Linked DNA regions of Homo sapiens: region 2 is linked to region 1. Evidence: chromatin loops called from intact Hi-C (ENCODE). Cell type or tissue: heart right ventricle. All regions are shown on one strand. Links, peaks and the distances in the headings refer to the core of each region. The heading gives the core; the rest is flanking DNA.

Region 1 (10,686 bases), core at 834-8,833:
TAGCTTATACATTAAGATAAAAACAAACATATAAAAACACAAGATTATCTTGTTTTGTTCTATCCTCATTTCTTCACATCCTGTGCCAGACATCAGCTCCCTCCTTCTCTTTCCTTTTTCTTTACTCATTTATGTATTGGTTCAACAAATGTTTATTGATGCACTATTGTGAAGTTACATTCAGGGAAGAGACAGGAATTTAGGAAGAATAAGTAATATAGAGCAAGAGAGAAAAAAGAAAAGTAAAGAGAAGAACAAAAAAAGTAACAGAGAAAGAAGTAGAGAGAGAAATAAATACAGAAAGAGAAGGAAGAAAGGAAGGAAGGAGGGAAGGAAGGAAGGAGAGGGAGGGAGGGAGGGAGGGATGGAGAGGGAAGGAAGGAAGGAAGGACAACATCAACTGGCCACTTTCTATTGGATAGACACTTTTCCAAGCATTTTACATGTATTAACTCATTTAATTCACCCAGAAACCCTATATGGTAGTCACTATTCTTATCTCCAATTTAGGATGAGGAGCCTGTAGCACAGAGACCTGAAATAAATCACCCAAGGTTGGAGGGCTGGAAGGTAGCAAGGCCAATATGCAAACCTGGCAGATCTGGCTCTAGAGGACTTAGTTGGGATCTATGCATGTAATCGTGTTGTAATGTCCTCCATTTGCCCTGATGGCCACTGGAAGTGGATTAGATACTTACAGTAAGAGCAGTATTGCTCCTGAGAGTCTTTATCATCTTTTCTCAGTGGAGAACCCTCATCACGATTTGTCATGGACCATCAGTGCCTAAGATGCGAAGGGAGAAATGTATTGCACATAAAACCATCAAGCAGAGGATCCTGTAAGGGAAAAGGATCATGGAATTTAGAGCCATGGGACCCAGGGTTTAGCTGTGTCCCTGCCACTCCCTAGCTATGCCATGGGATGAGTCAATCCATCTCTTCAACTGTCTGGCTCCTCATGTGGAAAATGGGAATTATAGTTGATCTGACCCTATCTACTTCAGAAAATCAAATTAAGGTGAAAGAAGTTTACAATATCAAACGTCAAAACCAGTGTGAAATCAAACACAACCACCAGTCTTTCTCTCCTTAATTTTGTGTAGATGTTTATTAAAATAGAAAGAAAGAAGCTCTGTGGGGTTGGGCGGTGCTGAATTTAGAATGAGGATGATGGAGAAAACCCAAAAAGGAAGGCTTAGGTGATGAGCTTCCAGTGGGTAAGGGGAAGAAGGTGGATTATTTAGGAAGAAGCAGAAAGGGCCCTGTGGATAGTTAATTGTCTTTGGATAAATGGATGGTTATAGTCATTCATTCATTCATTCAATTAGTATTTATTGAGTGCCTCCTATGTACCAATGACAGTGCTAGATACTGGGGTACAGTGGTTTAGAGAAGAGACACAGTTCTGGTCCTCATGGAGCTTGCAGTCTGCAGAAAGTCAGACACTGAACAAAGATGCACAGAATTTAAATGCATAATAATAAACTGTGACACATGCTATGAGACCAAGGAAAATAAGAATTTTCTATAAGAGAGAAAAACAGTATTGGGTAGGTGAGGACACACTGAAGGACTCAATGCCCTAATTAGTCAATGCCATAATTATGGGAATAATTCCCATTCTTCCTCCCCACCACTCACCAACTGCTATTTGAAAGGTCATAGGTCTCTGCTCCATACAGGCATGTACTATTTTAATTCAATAAGCAATCTTTTGAGTGCCCAATAAAAATATGTGGGTATATCCCCAGGCATCAGGTGTCAACCTGCCTTCATAGTCAGCCCTGGCTGCAGCCCCCTTTGATGGGATCCCTGCATATCATTTTTATTCCTATTTTACAGATTTAAAAAATGTTCACAATAGTTCAATGATTCATCCAAGACAACACAGCTAGAAAGTCCAGACCAGGGTTTAGGACTTTTGATAGCAAATCAAGGGCTTTTTCTGTTCACACAGAATAAAATCCTAACCCCACCAGGTCCAGGATGTCATGTCTTTGCCTCATCTCTTGCTACCTTCCCTCTTCTTTACCCTGCTTCATCCACACAGGCCTTCCTAGGATGCAAAAAGATTTTCCCTGCTTCAGAGGCTACGCATCAGCTCTTTTTTCCTATGTCTGGAATGCTCTTCCTTGATTTTTTACTTGGCTACCATCTTTTATTTTTAAATCAGCTTTATTGAAGCATAATAATAATAATAATAATTATCATTATTATTATTATTATTTTTGAGATGGAGTTTCACTCTTGTTGCCCAGGCTGGAGTGTAATGGTGTGATCTCAGCTCACTGTAACCTCTGCCTGTCAGGTTCAAGCGATTCTCCTGCCTCAGCCTCCCAAGCAGCTGGGATTACAGGTGCACACCACCAGGCCCAGCTACTTTTTGTATTTTTAGTAGAGACGGAGTTTCACCATGTTAACCAGGCTGGTCTTGAACACCTGACATCAGGTGATCCACCCACCTCGGTCTCCCAAAGTGCTGGGATTACAAGCGTGAGCCACTGAGCCCAACCTGAAGCATAATTTGTATGAATAAAATTCACTCCTTTTCAGGGTTCAGTTTGATGAGTTTTGACAACTTTATAAATACACTTAGGCAACCACCGTTACATTTCCATCACCTTGGGAAGTTTCCTCCTGCTCCTTTGCAGTCCATCTTTTGCCTATACCCCAGGCATCCTTTTCATATAAGATGCAGTCCATCTTTTGCCTATACCCCTTCCTCCTTTTCATCTAAGTTTCAGCTTAATTATCGCCTCTTCAGAGGCCTTTAGAAGCAATGCCTTCCCTGACCATCCAAAAGCTCTCTTCCATGCTCCTCCTCCTTCATTCTCTTTCAAAGAGTCTGGCTGTTCTCTTTCTTGCACTTACTACAAGATGTGCCCATTTTATCGACTTACTTGTTTGCTCTATTTCTGTCTTCTCCAAACAATATAACCTCCATAAGGGAAGGGTCGTTGTCTTTATTAATGCTTGTAACCCCAGGGCACAGTGCTTGGCACATAGTAGAATAAATATTTATTAAATGCATGAATGAATGCATGGATAAGTGGTACTGCATCCTTCTGTGTGCAAGTAGCTGAGGATTCATGGCTGAATCAGAGATGATTTCTATGCTTATGGAGTTCACAATCAAATGGAAGTCTTGTGACAGGCACACAGATAACACCGACACAGATAATCCCTAATGCTTGGATAATGCACTACTATGCACGTATAAGCCATTTACTGTGTGCCAGGCCTTGTTCTAATTCCTTTGTATATATATATTCACTCATTTTATCCTCATGGCAACCGTATATGGAAGTTACTACTGATATTGCTGGTTTAAAGATGAGGAAAACTAGGAGTTTTCCTAGTCAGGCTGAGTCACTTACCGCAGATAAGCTAGCTTGTGAGTGGAGAAGTCAAGATTTGGGACCATGCTATTTTGCAGGGCTGCCTGATCCATGCCCCAAGAGAGGGTCACATAAGGGATCCAGAGAATACGGAGAAAGCTGAAGGCAGGCCCAGCTCAGACTCAGGTCAGACTTGCAGGGCAGGCGAAGTTCTAACTCTGGAAACTGGAAACCGGGACAATTGTCTCTGGAAGCCCTACATCAGGTCCAGTTCAAGCAGCCAGAGACAGCCCTCCAAACCCAGGGGCAGGATTTTCAGGCCTCTAAAGGAGACTATAGCCGGATGGGGAGGGAGTGGCTTGCCCTCGTGCCCCTGTGTCCCCAGGGGTCCAGTTACCCCAGTGACAGTGCAAGCCAGAGCATCAGGGCTTCAGGTGGCCAGCTGAGTTGTTCCCACAAGGCTGCAACACGTATCCGGAACACATTGGGAACTGGGGCTCCAGGCCGAGAGGCCTGAGCGCCGCCTGGGGATCTGGTCCATCTGGGTGGCAGCTTCCCAGAGGCCTGCCGCGCTCGGCCTGCAGTTCTCCGCTGCGGACGGTAGGTGGCAGCGGGTCGTGAGAAATGGCCCTCGCCTGGCCCTGGCTGCGGAGACCCAGCCTGGAGAAAAACGTGGCTGGGCTTCGGCCGCCGAGCGAGGGAGAACCGCGCCCCCGGGGTGGGGCTTGGGGGCCGCCCTGGGACTCGGTGGCTTCTGCCCGAGCGGAGGTCAGCGAGGACCCGGGAGGCAGCGCCTGGATGGAGCTGGACGGGGAGGGCTCTGCTGGGGCTCCTGGTCCCCATGCGGCTGTGCTGTCATGGGGAGCCCTGGGGACCCTGGCACCCTCGTGAGGGCCCAGCCCGCCGACTCCTTAGCCAGAACTTGTGCCCAGCGTGGGAATTTTCTTCCTGAGCAAACAACTTTTTTTTTTTTTTTTTTAACTGAGGAAGAAACTGCCCTTCAGAGAGGTTAAGGGACTGGCTGTGGCCACATGGCTCTTGCGTGGCTGTGCAGTTATTAAAACCTGGTCCTGTCTGACGAGAATCGTGCTTTTTTCCACTGTGCCAATACCCAGTGGGGGATTCCCTGGTGTGAGCGCCTGGGGATAACGGGGGTGTCTTCTAGTCTGCATTTACAGTGAGGAACTCGGCTACGCCAGGGTGTGGCCATGGGCCCCCGCTCCCAGGCACTGTGCAGTGAGGGGGTGGCTGAGACGACCGCTGGATGGCCTTGGAGAGCCCTAATTCCCTCCCAAGCCCTAACTCTCCAGGCCCCCTGCCCTGGCAGCCTCTGAGCATTAAATCTGACCAGACCTGCCCCTGCAGGGTCTGAACTCCGGACGCCCCCCACCTCTGTCTACCTACTCTTATTGTACTGGATTTCAACCCGTCTCCCCACCTCTGACATTTGAAAGCACTTTTACTCTCGGGAATTCGTTAGCTCTTTACAACCACCCCGTAAGGCAAAAAAAAAAGAAGGGATGTTTACATTTACAGAAGAGGAAACCGAGGCCTCAGAGAAGTGATTTGCCAAAGGGTACCAAGCAAGTTCGCGGCTGAGCCGGGTCTTGAACCTTAGGTCTTCATAGCTGCCTCCTGCGACAAGGCGGGAGCAGCGCTGGTGCAGAGCTCTGGAGCGGCCGGCAAGCCGAGCAGCGGAGGCCCTTCCATGCCTCTTCCTCTCCCGGAGGCAGACGGGGAGCGGCCGACAAATTAATTCACGCTATCTTTACATTATGTATAATGCGGCATGATTTTATTTTGCTTCATTCCCGAAATCTTTTACAGTAATTAGTAGCGGAGTAAAATATAAAAATTAATGCAATATAACACTTTAATGGTAATAATACACTATCCTGTCTAATTAATAAAATCTGTTGTTTCCAAGCACGATTATTTATTTGACAAATTGATAGCACACATCCTGTTCATACCCTCTTTCCTAGCTCCCATCCTTTCAGTTTATCGAATAAAACTGTAGCAGGAAAATAAACAGATTGTCTTCTGACCTGACAAGCAAGTGAGAAATAAACCTCTCACTCATACATCCCTAATTGTTCTCAGCAATATCCTCTAACACATGTCCAGATTGCTTAAAAATGAATCTTGATTCCTCCCCCCCGCTTTTTTTTTTTTTTTTTAAATTGCGTCTCCTTATTTTAGAGAAAAGAGACCTTTCCTCCCTTTCCTCTGGGTAGTGTTTATATCGGGGCAGTTGGAGGGATATAAATTTTGTGACTGTGTTCAGAAATTCTGATGGCCTTGCTAACAGAGTGAGGCGATTGTTCAGGCCATGCCAAAGAGAGAGAGAGAGAGAAAGAAAGAGAAAGAGAAAGAGAGGAGGTCCGGGCTGCTCTGAGCCGCTGCCGAAGAACGCTGAACCCATCGCGAAGGCTGCAGGAGAGGATCAGCAAGGGAGCAGGGAGCAGTGAGGTTGCAGGATTGTCATTGGGAGTTGGCAAAAACGAAACTGGGGAAGGGGTTAGGGCAGGATACCCAGACCTGGCAGTATTTGCAGGTAGTACTAGGGAATAAGGAACAAGGTCCAGCATCATTATGTGTGGAACTTGGGATGAAACAACGATCTAATTACAAACCCGAATGCATGCTATTTTATGTAATACGGGGGCATTTTACATGCCAAGTGTGAAAATGCGAAAGCATTTTAAGCTATAAATAGGGCCTCAGAGATAGAGATACAGAGAGACATGGAGACAGATGGAGAAAAAGAGAGAGTCAGACAGAGACAGAGAGAGCACGCGAGAGCAGGACAGAAAGAGAGAGAGACTTACCATCTGCAGGTTATTTTGCAGCACTTTTCTCTGAAAGAAAAATTATGTGATGTGATCTGTGTTCGGGGAAAAGCTATGCTATCCTCAGCTTTCAAGCTACATTTACTATAATAAAAAAGGAAAAAAAAATCTCCAAGTGCACACAGGTGAAAAAAGTCACCCTCTCATGGAAACTGGCCTCAATACAGAAAAAGAGATACACACACACACACACACACACACCCCTGCTTGCACAATCCATGGATGAGTCTCCAGAGTCCTTTCTTTTGTATAGAAAAGTTCTACGATCTTATGGGCATTAGGTTCAACACACATACACACACACACAGACACACACAGGCACAATGCAGATATGTGCACATACCACCACTACACACACACCCTTTTGAGCCCAGGCCCTTGAATCAGTGCAGTCATGCCCCATTGGTGAGACTCCCCAGGCCACTTCCTGGGCCACCACAGTAATCCCTACCTTCCACTGAAGTCTGAATACTCTGATTTTATTACCCACCCCCACCTTTCTCTCTTGATCCATCTCCCCATCCCCACCACCATTGTGCTAGTGCATTATTTTAATAATAAAAATAATAATTTAAATAAAATTCTTCCAGGCTGGGCGCAGTGGCTCACGCCTGTTATTCCAGCACTTTGGGAAGCTGAGGCAGGTGCATTGCTTGAGCTCAGGAGTTCAAGAACAGCCTGGGCAACATGGTGAAACCCCATCTCTACCAAAAATACAAAAGATTAGTCAGATTTGGTGGCATGTGCCTGTGGTCCCAGCTACACGGGAGGCTGAGGTGGGAGGATGGCTTGAGCCCAGGAAGCAGAGTTTGCAGTAAGCCGAGATCACGCCACTGCACTCCAGCCTGGGCAAGAGAAAAAAAAAAAAAAAAACTTCCATAAAATAGGTGCTGACTCCAGTTTTTGCCAGCACACAGGTATGCAGAAGGTGACCAACAAGTTTGAATACTTTACCTTTCTGAAAGTGCTCCCCTATGAATTGTTTAAGGGCAAGGGTTACTACACTCACTTTATAGATAAGGAAACAGGTCATTTCTTTCTGAAGGGAAACAACTGGGATGTTCAGTGAAAAATCTTTACTGAACACTATGGGTGGGTCAGGTACTATTCAAATGCTTGATAGGCATTATTTCATTGAATCCTCAAAATAAATGTATGAGATGGGTCCAGTTGTTACCCTCAGTATTATAGATGCAGAGTCTGATATTCAGAAGGTTTATATAATTTGAGAAATTACACAATTATACAGTGCGTATATAATAGCACTGGAGTTTGAACCCACACCTGTCTGGATTTGAGGTTCCTAAAGCCATGTTTTAATTCCAGCTCTGATATTCACTGGCTGTATTACTTTGAGCAAGTAACATTTCTGAGACTCGGTTCTCTTAACTATAAAATGAAGATGAAAATTCTCACCGCTGATATGAAGGTTAAATGTGACATATATATACTGCCCAGCAGAGAGTCTCAGCAGGGATTAGGAGTTTAATCAAGTCTACTCTTCCTTTCATTTTTACTTTTGTCCATCTTGCATTAGCCACTCCCCAGAAGTTACCTGAAAGATAACTCAGTTTGTTGGGGCTACAACCAGTTGACAGCTTGGGGCTTCAAGCCTTTGTTTCACCATTTGCAAGATAAGGAAATAACAGCTATTCATGAGGATAAACTGAGTTAAAGCATAAGCAGCCAGCACAGTGCCTGGCACATGGACGGTGCTAAAATAAATATTTGTGAAAGAAAAGAAGGGAGGGAAGAAAGAACCAGAATAATGGTGCCCAGGTATTCAAGAACTCGCACTCAGCAGCTCTTAGGGCCCGGGGATTGGTCCCACCAGGCTCTGCCAAAGGTTGAGTAGGAATGTTCCTGCAGATGGTGAATGTCCTGTGGACCTGCTCAGTGCTATTGATCAATGTGTTTTATGATGGATCTAATTAAGCTCTCTAACGAGGGATCACAAGATAACAATTTATCCCGGAACCATCACTCATTAAAATGCCATTTCAGGAGATGACATCGTTCCAGCCTTAATTGGCAGAGTTTGCGTGACTGGAATCCCTTGGGAGCAGAGATGCCCCTTGTCGTTTGCTTGTCACCTCTGTGGTGAGAGGGGCTTAGAACAGCCCTGAAAGGCACATGAATTTGTCAGGTATTGCCATAGCCCAGGCTCCACCTACCCTGCTGCAGGTGGCTTTCTGGAGCGGGTGACTCAGCAGGTCACTGACAGGAGCCTGTGGCTGTGCAGAGGCCCGGTTTTGGAATAAGAAACCCAGAACTTTAGTCAGCTCCTGGAATGACAAGGCAGGAAGACTTAGGAAGTGACCATTCCCATCAGCCTCAGTTTCCTCTTCTATAAAGAGGCCTTCCCTGCCTGCCTCCTGGGTTGGTGGAAGATTTAAGGAGATCATGGAAAGGCTTATAGAGCAGTGGAAAGAGCACAGACTTGTAAGTGAGATTCTCCAGGTTCAAATTCTTGTTCTTCAACCACTGGCTGTGTGACTATAGACAAGCTACTTAGTGTCTCTGAACGTTGGTTTCTTCAATAATAGTGCCTAACTCAATAGGATTCTTGGGAGGATTTTAAGAGCTTTATAATCAGCTTGGTTTCTGAGGATCCCAGGGACACAGAGATGAAAAGGCATGGGGGTTTTCTGAGAGAGCCTGTAATGCCTTAGTATCAGAATAATAACTGTGTCACGACAGATTACAAACCCAAAGAGGACCAGAAAAAGCTATGGTGGCTATACCCACAAGGGAGGAGGAGGCATCTGAGCTAGATCTTGAAATAGAAGACCTTTCCTAGTTGCAGAATAGAGGAAAGGGCATCCCAGGATGAGTGAGCCCTCAGCACAAATAAGCAAAGCACCTGAGGTTGGAGAGAGTTCGTGCGTTCAGAATGCAGTAGTGCTCCCTTCTCCGTGGATAATGCCTGAAACCATGGATAGCACCAAACCCTGTATAAAAGACGTTTTTCCTATACATATTCCTATGATAAAGTTTAATTTATATATTAGACATAGTAAGAGTTTAACAACAACTAATAAGAAAATAGAATGATTATAACAATATAATAAAAATTAGGTGAATGTTATCACTCTTTCTCAAAATATCTTATTGCATTGCACTGTAAGTTAAACAAGGGTTACTTCAACACAAGCACTGTGACAGTCGGTGTGATAACCCAGAGGGCTACTAAGTGACTATCCGGCAGGTAGCATATGCACTGCACAAAGGATGGTTCATGACCTGGGTGGGGCCAAGATTTCATCACACTGCTCAGAACGGCATGCAATTTAAAACTTGGGAATTATTTATCTCTGGAATTTTCCATTTAATATTTTCAGACCACAGTTAACCACAGGTAACTGAACTGTGGAAAGCTGCTGCGTCATCCCATTGCGGAAAGGCGGAAGGGCAAGCAAGCAGGTGCGGAAGATATCGCAGTGCTCCAGAGCTCCCTTTTTACAGCAACCCACATTTCACTCCTGTGGTAATGGCATGAATCCATTCAGGAGGGCTCCACCCTCATGACCCAATGTCCATCTAAAGGCCCCACCTTGCAGCACTGCTGCATTAAGAATTAAGGTTCCAACACATGAACTTTTGGGGGACGTATTCAAATCGGAGCACCTTGCAAAGTATTTGGATTTCCTTATGAAGGTCACTGAAACCTCACATTGGGTGAGTTTGATGAAGTCTCATTATAGAGCTTGGACCTCAGAGGAGGAGAAGGGAGGAAGATACAGGTGCTTCTGCCAACAAAGGTGGCTTGGAGCCTTCAGAGCAGACCTCATGTTTCCCAGGACCAGGAAGAACAGGGCCCCCGTGTCCTAAGTGCCATAGACTTGTCAGGAGCATTTGCAGAAACCAAGATGGCAATGGTGCCTTGAATTTTGGACTGCTTTCCTCCCAGAGAAGGAGACTGGGTGTGAGGTGGAGGGAATTAAAACTTGTAGAGCTGCTATCATGCATTAGGGGATGTAGCATTCGATTCTCACAACACTCACCATCAGGTATAATTGTCCCCATTTACTAAATGATGTGTTTGGGTCTCAGAAAGGGTTAGTGACTTCTCCAAGGTAACCTGCTAATAAGAGCAAAGTCAGGATTTGAGCTGTGGTCAGTTGGTGCCAAACCAGTGCTTCTATCACTTCATGCTGTCTCACTAAACATTGTCACATTTAGGACCTCCATTCCTCAGGTTTGAGATGTGGGTGATTTAGCTCCATCTTTCAGAAGGGGAGCTTGAGACCCAAAGAATTCTTCAAGAAGCACCTTGCTCGTGGACACTCTACATGAGATAACTTTCTGATAGAAAACAGAGATGCAGTTTTGATCCGACAGCAATGGTATTGAGGAATGTGTTTTTCCTGGAACTCTGGGATGGATTTTATGGCCTGATTCCAATTTGCCTTTCCAGAGGCCATTAGCCTCTGCTCATTCCTGACTCCTGGGGCAGATGGGAACACTCCTGGGTCTTTAATTTTTGAGAGGGTGTA
Region 2 (10,686 bases), core at 935-8,934, 320 kb before region 1:
GTCCTGTGAGGCCAGTCTAGCAGTGCAGCGGTAGCTGGGTCTGAAATTGTAAAGAAAAAATGTGGGAAGGAAAGGTTGTAGCTAAAGGAATTTCCTCATTAATATGTGTTCTACAAATTGGAAAAGAATGCTGATGTTGGATTTTAGCTTCAGAATTCATTTGTGAAATGCCTGCAAAGAGGAAATATGAGAACTTTGGTTTTCTATAGCATGTTTTCTCAAATGGTACAGGATTAATGGATTATTAGTGTGTGGAGATAGTGGTTCCCCCAGTCTGTGGGATGATTTGGTGGGGACTAGGGAGCTAGAACCCCTGGGGTGATTGCCTGTGACCACAAACAGCCTTGTAAATTAATCTCCATCGACTCTTAAAATAATCATTTTCTGCGCCCACCGTAAAGTGAAAAGATTGGAAAACAATATAGTCACCTGTTTTATTTTATGCCTCTCTGAAAGCAGGTGCTTGAAGGCAGGACTCAGGTCTCATTCATTTATTTGTCTTTTTCAATGCATAGCATAAAGCCAGGCACACAATATTTACTCAATATATATTTATTACATAGAAATTGCTGACTCTCTGCTATGAGCAGGCACTGCAAGAAAAGCTGTGATGGTGAAGCAATGAGAGACTGCTTGAGGGGCCACTTCTCCAACAGCTGTTGCCTTGGAGGATGGAGAATCTTTTTAAGCACAGCTTAAAGGACACCTTAAATCTGAAATAGAGCAAATGACAAAGTGGTGAAAGAAGAGACACATAACACATTTCTGGAAAAAGAGAGTGAACCCAATCTCTGACAGGATTAGCAGGTTAATTAAAGAATCTGTCCTGATGATGCTGGCACATCTTCAATTCAGACTGACATTAACTCAAGACACAGGCCCCCATCTATCTTTTCCACCAGCTGCCATGAAGTTGAAATACTTACCAGACAAGTTGATTCTTAAGAATCTTCTAGGCACGTGTAACTCTATCCCAGGTGGAAGCCCACTCCAGGAGAGGTGATGAGTTAACTCATGGATTAGCAGGAATGGGGTTATCTGATTAACCTTGACCACCTAGTTATGGTCAGTGGGTATAATGAGCAACAGAAAGGGAAAGTTTAGATGGAGTGAGCAAATTAACACTCTCTGAGCATCTCTCACATGCCTGACACAGTGCTAAGCATATTGCCTCACTTATTTCATTTGATGTGCTGATTAAGAGTGGCTACTAAGGTATCAGGTAGACCTGGGTTCAAATCCCAGCTCTGTTATATTCTGACTGAATGACTCTGGATAGGCTACTTTTTTGTAAGCCTTGGTCGTCTTATCTGTAAGACAAGGACAATAATACCTTTGTATTAGTTTCCTAGGGATGCCATAACAAATTACCACAAATTTAGTGCTTTAAAACAACAGAAATGTATTCCTTTACAGTTCTGGAGGCCAGAAACTCAAAATCAAGGTGTCAGCAGAAGGGAGCTTCCTCTAAAGGCTCTAGAGGAGAATCTGCCCTTGCCTCTTCCAACTTTGGATGGCGCCAGGCATTCCTTGGCTTGTGACTGCATCACTCCCATCTCTGCCTCCTCCTTCACGTAGCCTTCTCCTCTGTGTCTTTTTCTATCCTGTATCTCATAAGGACATTTGTCATTGGATTTAGGACCTACCTGGGTAATGCAGAATGTTCTTATCCTGAGATCTCCAACTTATTGTCTATAGAGAGCTATGTCACAATATTATAAAGTCTGGGAACTAGATCTTATTCACCTCTGTTAACATGTTAAAATAGGTTCAGAGAGGTTTATTACCTTGTTCAAGGTCAAAATGGATTTCCTATACAGTGCTGAGTAACTGCGGACTCTCTGTTTTTGTCCCTCATTGTGAAGAGTGGGTTGGATCTTCCAATGCAGACCCTAAGACAAAAATTTGGGTACAAGTCGATTATTTGGCAAATGATCTTAGGAAACAGTGAGACACTGGGAAAGTGAACAAGGTAAGCAGAAAAGCCAGTGGAAGTTGCATTATTGTGTGTGCGTTACTGCTGTGGGCACTTGGGCCTAAACCCCACCAGGACCGTCTGGGAGGTTGATGTATATGAGAACACAGGTAACCTCCAGGATGGGCTGAGGGGATACCAGAGGGGCAATAAGAGCTTATCCTACCCTCATAAACTCTACAGTGGCAGAAATCTTGGGGGATCAAGGTAAGAGGAAGCACTGAAGTGAGGGATGAAAATGGGCAACAAAAGTCAAACTTAGCTTTTGGTAATTTTGCTTGGGCCACCCTTGGGATGTCTGATGGAATCGCAGATTCTCAGTGCTGGAGTGGGCATTACCAGTCATGGGATTTGACCTCACTCCCATTGAGGAGATTCCCTTTACAATAACCCATGTCCTCAGATTTGTCCTCAGGGTTGGTCTACAGCCACTGCTTAGATACACTGCCTGCTGAGGCTGACTGTTTTATTGCTGTACACCTCTAATCATGAAAAAGATCTTTATGTTGATTCAAAATTTGACTTGTTGGGTCTTCCACCCAGGAGAGCTAGTTCTTTTCCTTGAGCCCTCATTCTTCCTTAAGAGATCTACTTTGGCTTACACATTGCTTTTAGCTTTGCAATCCCTTCCTGTCCCTGCCCTAAAAGCTGTGGCTCTTTGGAAACACTGTATCCAGCTCCCATGGGGCTCCTGTTTATAATGGTCTAGGAAGTAACTTAAGTGGTTTTAGAATGAAATATAGCTGAACTGTTAGGGGCAATTTAAGCATATGGAACAGAAAGAAGAACATCTACTCAACAAATGCCAAATAAGCACTAACTTTGTGTGTCAGATCTGTGGCCAAGAGTCTGTTAGAAGATATGGACACACAATGATAAACTACAATGTCCAGGATAAAGGTCTTGAAAGGCCATTTCTAGAAGGAGCAGAATGAGGTGTGCCATGCTTACCAAAGCCTGAAGGACTACCTGCTCTGAGCATTGCAATTTCATCATGAAAACTGGGGAAGACTTCATGGAGGTGACATTTGAATTGGACTTTGATGAAAGGTTAGGACTTTAACAGACTCTAGTACTAGGAAGAAAAGAATCTGAAGATAGGGGAATGGCACAAAAATGTCCTAGAGATGAGGGCATGTATGCTTTATTCAGGGCATGGCAACTTATCAGGTGTTCCTAAGAGTTTAGAGTGTGTATGTTTATGTGTTTGTGTGGTTAGTAGCATATGAGGTTGGGATGGCATGTAACAGGCCCACTTAGATAATATTGTATGACACCTGGTCTTGACTTGTCCATTAGATGATAGAAATGTCTTCAAATGCTTTTGCACATGCAAGAGAATGATTCAGTTTTATTTTTAAAAACAGTCACTCTAATATCCTTGTGCAGGATAGGCCAAATTGTAGTGAAATTGGAGATAGGAAAATTAGGTAAGGTGGGAGTGCAGACATTAAGATAATTTACCCATCTATGCTTTTGCCCATTTTTTCATCCATTCTTTCATTCATCTGTCCATCCATCCCTCCAATCTTAAGCATTTACATGCAAATTTTTGTGGTAGAAATTAAGATTTTGAAGAAAGGAAAGATATTTTCTATCTTCAAGGGGGTTATGCTATAGTAGGGGTTGAATTGGGGAAGTGGAGAGGAGAAGGATAGAAAGATGTTTCGGGATTGAAGTAGACTCATCAGTGTCAAATTGCAAATGGATGGGAAAGAAGAAAAATGGAAAAAAATCCCTCACACTAGAGAGGGATACCTGAAATCCAAGCCCAGTTGTACTATTGGCTATACTATACTATACTATACTATACTATACTATACTATACTATACTATACTATACTACGCACTGGCTGTGTGACCATGGACAAGTCCCTATCCCTCTCTGGGCCTATTTTCCTCATCCACAAGGTTTGGACTAGGTGATTTCTTTCAGTGCTTGCCATTCCAGGATTCCATTCTTCTATCTCTTTGTCCATTAATTATTAAGAGAAAGAGTGATGGTTAGGAGCTGGCAAACATTGGGGTGTTTGGACATAGAAAGTGAGCACAGGGCAGTGTGAATCAGTGAGGAAACAGTTGGAGAGACAGATGACTAGGAACACAGGTTGGAATCAGGAAACAGGGGCTGTGAATGTCAGAATCATGAGCAGTAGTAAGAAACACAATTTTTACAGCTTCGTTCCATCACTTCATCTTCCAGCTTCTGACATGCTTCCCTGCTTCTGGCTCTAACCTGGCTGGAGTACCCCCAGAAACAACTGCTCAGAAGCCAGATAACCACAGTTTCTTCCCCTTCCATCTCAAGTGGGTCTAAGCCCTGGGCAGGCTTGAGGCAATCCCAGACTAGCAGGGTGTGGACCAGGGGACACTTGGGTAAGGACATGACTGCTCTTCTCCTCTGTGGGCTGAGAGCCTTATCACTCTGGACTAGAACTTGTTCACTTTTCTTGCCCTGGCCTCTCCTCAGGGCCTTTGTCCTACTTGGCAAAGAAAAGTCATAGAATCAGGGACCTAGGAGGACATGAGTGGTCACTGATTCTAGAAGACGGGGTGCTCCTTAAGGCAAGGGCCACACCTTGGTGCTTGCTGAATTCTCAGCCCCTAACAAGATACTGGTTCATAATAGGTGCTCAATCAAACCTCACTGAAGGAATAAATGATTGAATGATTGGCATCAATACATGCTCATTGAAGGAATGAATGAAAAATTGAATGATTGGAACTAATCATGTACAAATGACGAAGCTGAAGTCCAGGATGGCCAAGTGGCTACTGAAAAGAACACTGACTTTGGAGTCAGACAGAGCTGGGGTCATATCTTAGTGCCATTTCTTCTTGACTGTAGCTTTTTAAAATGAAGACAATATGTGCCCTGAAAAGAGCAGTTACGAAGATTAAAAAGATATTGCAGCTAAAGCGTCTAGAATGATGTGAGCACACAGTTTGCACCCAATATTTTTCAGCTCTAGCTCAAGGGTGTCCAGAGTATCAGTGGCAATTCTCTGACCTTTGGAAAGAACTAGGGGCATCATGTGAGGAACCCTTGTTTGAAAGGCTTTAAAGACCCTAGACAACCTAATCTGTGTAGGGCATCTTGGGATACAGCCTTCTTAGAGGGAGAAGGGGGATGGACCAAATGGCCTGGGACCCTTCCCAATCCGTTTTGGGTCTTGGAAACAAGGATGCACTTCTGATCCTGACCATGGGGTGGCACCAGCCCATCAGGTTAGGTAACTCACAGTGGCAGGCAAGGCCTCTTTGCTTCCCAGCAAGGGTGTTGGAAGAGGGTTGGGGTGGGGAATGAGCAGGAGTGGGGGTGGGGGAAGGAGCAGCCTAGAGAGTCCAGGTGTTTGTGCCTCTGTGTGCCAGTGTGTGTGTGCCTTTGTGCATGACTGGGTGGGGGTGGGCTGTAGAAGCATTATGAGGGTGTACGAGCATGTGTGTGAGTGTGTGTGTGTCTGCATGAGCACTAACGATTCAGAGAAAGGAGGCCTTTGTTTCACTCCTATTTATGTGCAGGGAAATCATTTGACGTAAATGAAATTGCTCTGCCCTAAGGATATTGTATATGGCTGTGGATGAAGTTAGGCTTGGGGACGTGGAATTTTCAAGATGTTAGAGGCACTAAAATTTGTTTAGTCAACCCCCCTCATTTTACTCATGGGATAAACCGAGGCTGGATGGGGGCTCTAACCAGGTATGCCATAGACCCTTGCTGGGCTGGGCCAGAGCTCTGGCTCCCTGACGCTGCCTACCAAGGTTTGAGTGTTTGAGCCTTGTGGCTTCCTCAGGACAAGGAGCTGGACCACCTGAATATGATGGGTGACCTCCAGGAAGCAAGCCCCGCAAGATGGGGCTGAGGACCCATTACTTAGTCTCACCTGCATTCAGTGGGCGCTTCTTGGCTTCTCCCTCTTGCACTTCACTCCTCACATCTTGATCCCAAAGCCAGCCCAGACAGGCCCTGTCATCCCCTAGGCAGAACCTCGAGGATAGCAGGCAGGTGACAGCCTGGGAGTAGAGTCCAGATCTCCTGTCTTCTACCCTGTGTTCTTTTCCTGCTGTCATTGCTTCCATCTTACCTTTGGGGAGGGGCTCTACCTGCCTCCTCAGTAACCAGGGGATCAGGCCTCAGGGGCACCAGGCCTCAACTCTGCCTTTTCAAGGAACTCAATGATGTCTCCATCCCTTTAATAAGGACCTTGAGCTATACCCAAGGCCTGATGATGGTCACAGAGATTTAGGCATGCAACTGGTATGCAGCTGGTAAAAATGATGGTGAGCCCCACCATTTGTTTGCGTTTACTCTGCTCTAAGGACTGGGCTGGGTTCTTTAGTTCTGGAGTCAGACTACCTGGGCTTGAAGTCTGCCTCCCTCACTGTCTAGCTCTGTGACCTACAGCCAAATTCCTAACCTCTCTGATTCCACATTTTAAAGTCAGAGATGTCATGTGTGCCTACCAGGGAGAGTTGTTGATAGGCTTAAATGAATTAACACACATAAAGTGCCTAACACTAATGTCTCAATACATGTTGTTACTGTTACACTTTAAATCTTACAACAACCCTGCCCCAAATGGGAGAGAGGATGCTCCCATATTATGAATGAGAAAACTGAGATCCAAGGAGTTGGTGTATTATATATGATTCAAAGTAACAGCTAGCAAATAGCGGGTATGATGCTAAAATCCAAGTCTCGATTCAGACCTTATGCCAGTCCTCTGAAATCCTTTATTGTCCCATTACCAAGTCCAGGAATGAAGGGTGGCCACCTTTATAAAATAAGTTCAATGAAAGCAAAATCAAATATTGTATATGTTTGCACATGTATATATAAATATGAAGGAGTAAGAAAGCATTTAAGAAAATAAAAAATGACTTTCTCCTGCACCTAGTGTTCTCATCAGGCCCCAGGTTTGTCTTGAATTCTAACAGGTTGGTACCAGGATGGTTTAGGAGACAGACATATCCCAGAAACCCTTCCTGGTCTGCCAGGAGTCCTGCACTCACAGCACCCTTCCCTCCCAAATTACCCATCCTTTTTTGATTCAAATCCATCCCACATGGATGGGTGTTCTGTACTGGGTAGCAGGATGGTGTACCCCAGACTCCCCAGCATAGTTCATAATCAGTGCCCCTTTATGAGCTCTATGCCAACGCATAATCTGTGTTATATAAAACATAGTTATGAGCCCTCATTACGGCTGGGAGGCCATAGTTAAAATAAAAGTTACCCAGTTGCAGATGTGCAATGTCAGGCCACTAATGAACCAGTCTGGCAACCTAGTGGGTCCTACCTGGTCCAAGGAAGGGCCTCTGCGCTGCTTCAACCCAGCCAGCATAAAGCCTTCAAGATAAGCACTGTTTGCTGGACCGCAGCTTTCTTGAAACTCCTCCCCATGATTCCTCCATCAGTGGAGGCTCCCTCCATCCCAGACTGGCAGTGAGCATCCAGGACATCTATAGCCATCCGTTCACCCAACCATCATCTTTGGGGCACCCATTCTGTGTGGCATTACAGAAGCCTCGATGAACAGTGTCAACTCTTGCTATGCCTTCATGGATCTTGCAGTCAACACCTTTAGGGGTTATAAGTGACAATTATGAATCAAATCACTGCCATTTTGGGATCTAGACTACCCATCTGATCCCGAATTGCGCAGAGCCAGCTAGGCAGGTGACCAAGTAGCTAACAACATGGCAGGTCAATTCTTGGGGAGCCTCGGATGAGGGAGGAAGGAACTGGGGAAACTGAATTGCTCAGTAGGAACACTGGGGTTGGAATCAGGAGCCAAAATTGGTAAACCAGTAAACAGAGTAAGACTCAGTCTCAAAAAAAAAAAAAAAAAAAGAAAGAAAGAAAAAAAGAAAGTGAATGAAGTCTCCCTGCTTCCAGTTTTGTTATCTACAGTTCATTCTTCACTCAGCAGCCACAGTGATCTGTGAAATCATACTACATTTCTCTCTGTCTTAAAGCTTTTCAATGGTTCCCCATTATTCTATGGCCTGTAAGGGTCTGGACAGTTTGTGTCCTCCCTCCTGCTTCTCAGGCCTTAGGTCTTAAGACTTACCATTCTTCCATCCTTCTCTACTCCACTACTTCGACCACTGCTCGACTGCTTCAAGCACACTGACCTTCTTTCTATCCCTGGAAACATTGGCAAGCTTAGTCCTTCCTCAGGGTCTTCACACCACTTTCTCCCCTGCTTCAGGGTCTTCACACCCACTTTCTCCCCTTGCCTGAAATGCTGCTCTCCCAAATTGTCACAAGGTTGGCTACTTCTTGTTATTTGGGTCTCAATTCCAATATCACCTCAGAGTTGCAGTGGGGATGGGAATTTTGATTTTTTCATCGTAGAATCGGTTGTAGGATCCTTGGAAAGCCAGCACCATACTGTGATGCCTGGGATATTTCTGGATTAGATCCTCATGGACCTAGGGAAAACTTCATCCCACCAGCAATGCAATCAGAAATGGAATAGATGTCTGCTCTTACAACAGGGATAGGAAGTGAAGAGATAGTTTGCCACCACAAATTTTGAGCTCTTAAAAAGATATTATTTCAACAGAGCAAATGGATTTTGTGTCTTTTCTTCTAGGCTTTTTCCATATAAATCAAGTGAAATCATTTTCCAAATGTTCATGTGCAAGGCATCATTCAGTTATTTGGGAAAATCTTACAGAGAACTTACTATACATTAGTTCCAGCTAAGGCACTGGGGTAGAAAAGATGAACAAGACTTGGCCACTTTCTCCAAGTATATGCAGATCAGAAGGGAGGCAGGCATGGCCATTATATCTGGAAACAGACCTCCTGAGTTCAAATCCTGGCTGGGTGTCTTTGGAAAATTTATTTAACAGCTATGTGTCTTATTAGCCTTCTCATTAGTAAAATGGGACTGACAAAAATAATGCTTCAGAGGGCCATTGGAAAGATTAAATGAATTAATATAAGAATAGAGCTAGCACAGTGTCTGGGACATTGTAAATGACAAATAAGTGCCAACTAATAAGGTTGTTATAAGGTAAAGTGAAGTAGGCTTTCAAGGGAGATGTACAAGGTGCCATGGGGACAAGAAACTGCTAGACAAGGACAGGAAGTACATCTTGCAGGAGACGAAAGTTACCTATGGAGTGGCAGCATCATGTCAAGGCAAGAGTAGGGTCTTTGGAAGATAGGCCTTTTTTTCAATTCTAGCTATGTTGTTTATCACCGTTGTGACTTTGGGCAGGTTATTTAACATTCTCTGTGACACAGGTATTGTCTCATGAGAGCATTGTGAACATCAAATAAAATGTCATGAGTGAAGTTTCTGGCACACGGTAGGTACTGGATAAAGGGCCCTGCTCACTAGCCCCATGAAGAATTACATTGTGAGTGGATGCTGTGTTGCATGGATCCCATCAGCCTTCTTGGGTTTTGCCCAACTGAAGAAAACTATCTCTTCCAGGGTTATGCCTCTTTTTAAGGGCAACCTGATTCCAATGTCTGATGACCTGGGAGCATAAAGACCCAGACTCTCACTACCATTAGAGATGACTCTGAGTGACCATCCAGGCTCCAGAGCTCTCTATGGGGCCAAGTGAGGTCTTAATTGGGACTGCATTACAGCTCAGTGTCTCCCTCTGCCCTTCATGTTTCCTTCATTTCTTGTCTTAGTAAGCTCAGGCTACCATAACAAAATATCACCAACTAGGTGGCTTAAACAACAGAAATTTATTTACTTACAGTTCTGGAGGCTAGAAGTCCAACATCAAGTTTGGTTGAAACCAACCAGCAGGGTTGGTTTCTGATGAGGGCTCTTTTCCTGGCTTGCAGATGGCTGCCTTCTTGCTGTATCCTCATGTTGCTTTTCCTCTATGTTCACGGGGAAAAGAGATTTCTGGTGTCTCTTCCTCTTCTTATAGGGACTCCAGTCTTATCAGATTATGGCTTCACTCTTATGACCCTATTTAACCTTAATTATCTCCTTGAAGGCCCTAACTCCAAATACAGTATCACTGGGGGCTAAGATTTCAGCATATGAATTTTGGGGGAACATAGTTCACTCCATAATAACTCCCTTTAACAGGAGTGGATCTTAAATGTACTCCTTAGTAATGCCTCCCACTGTCTGTCAGTTGAGTGTCTTCTGGGGAATCCAAGGTGCAGACACACTTCTAAATAATCTCAGTGTACATTGTGCCTGGAACATAGTAGTTACTCAATTCATCTTTATTGAATAAAATGATATTTGGACAAATATTTATTAATAATGGTCAGAGAAAATAAAAATCCAGCTATTCCATTATGGGTTTTTATTTCAGTATTCATGTACACAAACACCACAAACTGTAGCCCAGGGATCATAAGATCAAGCAGCCTTTATTTGCCACATAGGAAAGGGGGTCATCTGACAGGTCTAGGTTCTAGTTAGGAAGGTCTAAAGGGAAGAATGGAGAAAGAAATTTCCCTTATTGACTGCCTTCTGTAAGCCAGTACTATGCTAGAAGCCTTGCTGGCACAGATTTTCATACATACAGCTCAACTGCTCTGTGAAGTAGAGATCTTTGCTAACTCCACCTGAAAGACAGAGAAACTGAGGTTTCCTGTTCAAGGTCACACAGCCAGCCAGTGGCACAGTTGAGAATCAATCCTTACACAGCATCCAAGGCCCTGGAAGGAAGATAAGAGTCCCTAGATCCACTCTCTTTCATCAGAGGCATCA

Evidence for each region. Hi-C counts contacts between places; a loop is a spot of excess contacts. Peaks named below come from ENCODE experiments on the same cell type or tissue, not always from the same donor. Only the 100,000 strongest peaks of a DNase experiment are listed, where the experiment ranks them.
Region 2: it touches region 1 in a loop (4-fold over the local background); 32 of 110 quality-filtered maps call a loop at or near these places.

The regions. Positions count from the first base shown.
Region 1 is chr11:15,646,238-15,656,923 of GRCh38, forward strand. The region is part of intron 4 of LINC02751 (long intergenic non-protein coding RNA 2751); the gene reads left to right. Among named protein-coding and RNA genes, the nearest start is that of LINC02751, 99 kb to the left of the region's middle. RefSeq lists a silencer at 4,077-4,166. In heart right ventricle, for the core only: CTCF peaks have their summits at 3,934 (motif pointing right) and 4,146; a DNase peak (open chromatin) is centred at 3,994; H3K4me3 peaks cover 1,570 bases; H3K27ac peaks cover 2,795 bases.
Region 2 is chr11:15,322,706-15,333,391 of GRCh38, forward strand. No RefSeq gene overlaps it. Among named protein-coding and RNA genes, the nearest start is that of INSC, 210 kb to the left of the region's middle. In heart right ventricle, for the core only: a CTCF peak has its summit at 5,177; a DNase peak (open chromatin) is centred at 5,196.